Regions from separate parts of the Mus musculus genome. Here region 1 is linked to region 2. The links are chromatin contacts, found by Hi-C or POLR2A ChIA-PET in ENCODE. All regions are on one chromosome and are shown on one strand. Each heading gives the region's core, a stretch centred on a gene start or an enhancer-like site at or near the end of the contact. The rest is flanking DNA. Distances are from core to core; before and after follow the strand shown.

Evidence for each region. Hi-C counts contacts between places; a loop is a spot of excess contacts on that map. ChIA-PET counts read pairs that join two places held with the same protein, here RNA polymerase II (POLR2A).
Region 1: a loop to region 2 is called in a map of regulatory T cell, with 3 times the contacts of the local background. The contact joins the promoter of Eif3m here to the promoter of Prrg4 in region 2. A Hi-C loop is called at or near these places in 1 of 37 maps with a recorded cell type or tissue (regulatory T cell). POLR2A ChIA-PET finds 5 or more read pairs at or near these places in 2 of 5 experiments (Patski and embryonic stem cell).

The regions. Positions count from the first base shown.
Region 1 is chr2:105,015,656-105,018,355 of GRCm38, forward strand. It overlaps Eif3m (eukaryotic translation initiation factor 3, subunit M), which reads right to left and starts at 1,372. Exons shown (of 11, transcript NM_145380.2): 1 at 1,291-1,372. The coding sequence starts at 1,332. Gm38521 (predicted gene, 38521) reads left to right here and starts at 1,466. Exons shown (of 2, transcript NR_165821.1): 1 at 1,466-1,548; 2 at 2,015-2,700.
Region 2 is chr2:104,848,444-104,851,143 of GRCm38, forward strand. Prrg4 (proline rich Gla (G-carboxyglutamic acid) 4 (transmembrane)) reads right to left here and starts at 1,407. Exons shown (of 6, transcript NM_178695.5): 1 at 1,103-1,407; 2 at 633-757. The coding sequence starts at 735.

The DNA of each region.
Region 1 (2,700 bases), core at 122-2,621, 170 kb after region 2:
CTTAAAGAATCACAGTATAAAGCGTTCCATTAGAAAATGCACAGGTGCCAGGGTGAGGTGGTGGGCAGGGTGAGGTGACATATAACTGTGACCACAGCACTTGAGGCAGAGGCAGGGGGATCTCTACAGGTTCCTGGCCAGCCAAGGTTTAACAAGCCATAGTGAAACACTTCCCAAATATCAAAACAAGAAGGGGGTTGGGGAAAGAAAAAGCACGGATGTCAAATTGTCTGGACAAAGCCAAAAGAGCCTTGGGGAAAATAACCAACATTTTTAATCCCACAAATGTGTTTGGTGACCTCAGAAACCTAACAAACCCTTAGGTCTGATGGAATTATTTTTCCAAACAATAGCATAGTAATTTTATACAGAAGATGGCATGGTATTATAAAAAAGATATTTTGAAAACTCAAGTGTCATATTAGAAAAAGCAAAATAACAGCAGAAATCATTCTTTTTCTTTATGACACAAATATATAATCTAACCAAGATGTAAAGAAAGCATTTGTTCACTTCCTGCTTTACAAATCTTTTTCTAAGAATTAGTTAAGTTTAATGTTTTTATATCATTCTTGCTGACAACAAGACACTCTACAATATGGCCAATGCCAAGGCTCTATTCAGCCCCTGGCCTGAAGTACCTTTTTGGTAAATACTAGTCAATGCCTGGGAACTCTAGCTTCCTCTGCTGTCAAATACTCTTAATGCGGCATCTTTCTATGTGTGCATAACTTCCTTTCTTCTCCTGTGTAACATATGGAACCCCAAGTTTCTGTCAGTGGGTATTATAAAAGCGTATGCATGCTCACGAAGAACAGTTTGGGTTGTAGAAAATTAAAAGACTGTCATCCCAACAATTAACCTCCTGTTACAGAAAAAGGAGAAGCCATCTGTCCTGTACACCCAGGTGTAAACCCCAATTAGTGAACTTCAAAGTGTCCAGGATGGCCCGCCAGATGCTCCTGCCTCCCAGCCGCCTGGGAACAGAAAACGCGAGCCAACTAGTAAAATGCATGCCACCGTCGCCTGTGGCCGCGGAAGGCCCGCATTCACACGCTCAAAGTTGCTCCTGCGGGCCACACGCGAACTTAGCAGACGCTGGTCCCTGTCCCCGAAAAGTTCTGGGTCGTCATCGACGACTGCGGACGAGCCCTGGCGCCCACCGGGCCCGCATCCGGACCCTCGGCCGCGCACGCGCCGAGACCCAGGTCAGGAGAGCGCGCTCCCCCTCACGGGCTCCGTCCCGGGAATCCCCCGCACCCGTTGCCCCGAGGGCCCAGCATCGTGCACCTGGTCTTCCTCGCTGATATCGATGAAGGCCGGGACGCTCATGGTGAAGGCCGGGCTGCGGAAGACGCTCCGATCCAGAAACACGCCGACCGGAAAAGAGAGCGGTGCCGTACAGGGTTACGCACAACCGCTTCCGGGTCAGCCACAGAGGGCGGGCCTCGTGGGCGGGGCCCACAGTACTACTTCCTCCCCGCGGGCCTCTGCTTCAGCTCCTCGCAGGCTCCTACCTGAAATCTTCCCCTCTCCCCGGAAACTTAGGTGGGTTGGGCTAAAGTGTCCTCTGCCCGCCTGCTGCCTGCGGGTCACGGAACCCTACCTGGGCCAAAGCTTCGGGAGCCTAGAGAGCTCTTGCTGCCTCTGAGAGCTTTCCAGGTGCCCCCTGTCCCTAAAGCCTTGGAACTATTTTTTTTTTCCCCTGTGTTATGCTTCCCAGTTTGCTGGTCCAGTTGCTAGGCCATGCTCCTTGCTAAGTAAGGGTGACTAGTTTTCAAAGAATGCTCCCACTTAATTAATAAGGACTTATCCAGAATACACAGTGCCTCAGTGTATGTTAGGGATTGACTCCAGGATCCCTCCTCTAAGGATTCCAGAATCTATGGGGCTCAAGACGCTTACATAAAAATGGCTTAGTTCGTGTCTATATAACCTCCTGTGTACTTTAAGTCATCTCCAGGGCACTTAAAATAGCTAATCCAATGTAAATTCTATGTCCTCTGTTTTCTAGGGAATGACAAGGTCTGCGTATTCAGCACAGATATTTCTCCAGAATATTATAGTCTGCAGTTGATTGAACCTGGATGCAGAACTTGGAGCCATGAAGATCAAGAACATTGTAAATGCAACAATAAGGGGGAAATGCAATTAAAAAGTGGGCTGAAAAAGTAAAAACAGACTTTATTAGAGAATATACACATGGTATCCTCAGTTGATAGAATGTCCCCAATAAATGGCCTGTCAGGTATTTTCTTCCTTAATGATTGACATGGGAGGGCCCAGCCCACTGTGGGTGGTGCCACCCTGGGTAGGTGGCCCTGAGTTGCATTGAAAAGTAAGCCAAGCTAGCCACAAGGAGCAAGTCAGCAGGCAGCGAGCAAGCCTCTGCTTCAGTTCCCACCTCCAGGTTCCTGCCTTGGGTTCCTGCCATGACTTTCCTCAGCGATGGAGGTTAACCTGAGAGTTGTCAGATGAAATGAACCCTTTTTCCCCAGGTCGGTTTTTGGCCAATATTTTATCATAGCAATGGGAAGCACACTAAGACAATCTTCCTGGAGTACTGGGTTACAATGTGGAATGAGTGTGTGTGGGGGGGTACGTTCTCAAGGAAGAAAAGGAAGAGAGACTGGTTGAAAAGAGGGGAGCAGATTTCTGAGGGGGGAGAGGAGAGAAGAGAGGGTGTAAGAGGAGAGTGGG
Region 2 (2,700 bases), core at 157-2,656:
CTTCAGATTTTGCCAGGTTAGGCTTTTTAAATGGAAGCAGGAACCAATTTGTGACCTGTAACCGAAAATCCTGGGCCAGCAAACTACACTTAATCTCTCAAGCATCTGCCTTTATCTACACAACGTTTGGAACAATGACCAGAAGGGTCATCCTACCTTCCAGCCCTTGCTCTGGATCTCACAAATCCAGACTAGGGGACAGGATGTGGCTCAGCGGTAGAGCACTTGTCTATATGGGGACTCCCAGCGGTGCACAAACAAGTCCTGACAAGAGTCTGGCCTCCCTGTCAGTCTTCCAAGAAGCAGCCTTCCTCTTTATAACTAACACACAGCTTCATCTAGGAAACGACAACTCACTGACTTTCGGACTTCGAAAAAGGCTTTCAATTTAGTCAACCACAAACCAGGTGTTAAACATCTGTTTACTAAGGGAGATACGTTTGTACATATTATAGTTAAAAACCCACAACTCTAAACAAGAAAGCCACAAATTAAAACATAGGATATGCTGTTGCACTGTGGTTCACGGGGGCGTGTAATTCCCCCTACCACACTTTGGCTTGAGATCTACACAGTAGACCGCAACTGGTTTCAGAAGTGTTTTCCCCCAATCGGCAGCCATGCTTGCTTACCTTCTTCTGGGGCATGTTCGGAATCCTTTAGGCTTCTGATACAATGAGGAACTGCGAGGGTAAGTCTGGGCAGCTGGCTGAGTACGATCAGAAGTGGAAACATAGTCTAGCAACTGTCAAACAAACTAAAACAAAAGTGACAACGACATTAAAAGAAAAGAAAAGAAGCAGGCCAAGTCTCAGCCTGTTGGGTTTTAGTCGGAACTGAGTCAACAACGACCTGTTGCACCCCACGGGTCGCTCTTAATCTATGGGACCCAAGGCGCTCCGGGCAGGTGGCACCTCCGGAGCGCCTGGGAACAAAAGGTACTCCCGGGAAGCTGCGGAGGAGAGTTCGGACACTGGCCCAGGCAGACGCGACTCTCGCCCACGCTGACAGGCAGCTAGGTGCTGGAATGCCACTGTCGAGACATCGTCTCTGGATGACTCTCCCACTCCTCCCCGCCCCGCCTCGCCGCTGGTCGCCGCACCTGTGTCCCCGGGCGCATGTTCCAGCAGCCCCTGGGCGGGAACCGAGTTATCCGCTTGGCCCGAGAGGTGGCCTGGCCCTGAGTCGCGGACGCCTCTGGATCTCGGCGACAGTCGGAGCCTAGCTCTTCGCGGCTCCAAGGCGACACCAGGACGCAAAAGAGGCGCCCAGGATCCGCGCAGGGGCGCTCGGGGAACGTGCGCCGCACGGGGCCCAGCTTGTGTGCTGGAGCCACTCCCACCGCTACCGGACGAGGAGGTCACCTGGCAGCGCTCCACCTCCCGCTCTCGGTCCCCAGCCCTTCTCGACTGAGACCCGGACGCTCACACTTTGGCGGCCTATCAGAGCGCCCTCCCGAGGTTACCTTCGGTCAGCTGTTCTCGCAGGGTGGTCCAGGGATGAGAACATAGCATTCATCCGAGAAAATATACTTTGTTAGTGATTTGCATTGTCACATGACCAAAAATCAATTAATAGCAATTACAAAGTTCTCAGATGTATTTCACCAGGTCTGGGTTGTCTACAAAAATACTTTCAAATATGTCCCCGAGTCAAAATTGTTTCCACGACAACAATGCAAGGTTTCACCTCTTTTACTTTCATTCTTTCCCTCCTTGGGTTTACAGTGGAAATTTCCAGAAGCTGTTTGACATGTGATGATATCATCACTCTGCTAACTAATAAGCCTCCAGTGGATGAATACTTGTGATGCTTAATATCTTCCATACTACTAGGTTAGTGTCGGTATGTAAATTTAAACAAAATGTGACAAATTGTGTTTGTTCTCAGAATATTTCTGCTTTTATTAGATATCTTTGGCCGTAGCTACCCATATACCCAGACAGCTAAAAAGTTCATCCTTCTTGAACAAATAATCTTAGATCTTGAACTTTTCGTTGAGTTTTTTTCTTTTTTCTTTTTTTTTTTTTGAAACAGCAAGAGCATAAGCACCCTTAATTGTCATGAGATGAAGTTAAATTTTGAAAATTTCTCTATTTAAAAATGTTGTGTGAGAGATATAATTAAAAATAATTCAAGAGGCCCAGAGCTCGAGGTGTGAGAAGATAGGAGAACAGTGTCTCACCACACTCTTCATGTCCAAACAGCATGCGCTGTTACTCTTGGGAACGCTATTTAAATTTTGCTCTTTGGCCAGAGTAGCCTGGAACTTCATACAGTTGAAACAGAGCACAGTGAAATGGCATTCCCACTCCTTTCTAGTCTCCAGTTAATTCACTTTTCACCAAATTTGTTTTCTTCCCTGAAAGGCTATTATCTATTTTATTCTGATTAATGGATTCAAGTAAGAATTTCCATATGTTTTGCAGACGTTGTTTTTGTTTCCTTCCAAACACTATCCATGCCCCACGCCCTAGAGGCTTAAGCGGTCTGGAAAATGGAGTCTGCTCTTTCACCTTACTTAAGCAGTGGAGATCAGACTGTGGAGAAGCTAGAAATACCTTATGGTTGAGCACAGGAATCGGAAGTATCTCTCAGGAGACCCATTCTCCTGCTCCCTCATTTAGACAACCTGTGGCTGGAAGCCCTGGGAAGAGAGGGATAAACACCATTTTGCTTTTGGGAGAACTGAGTCTTTCT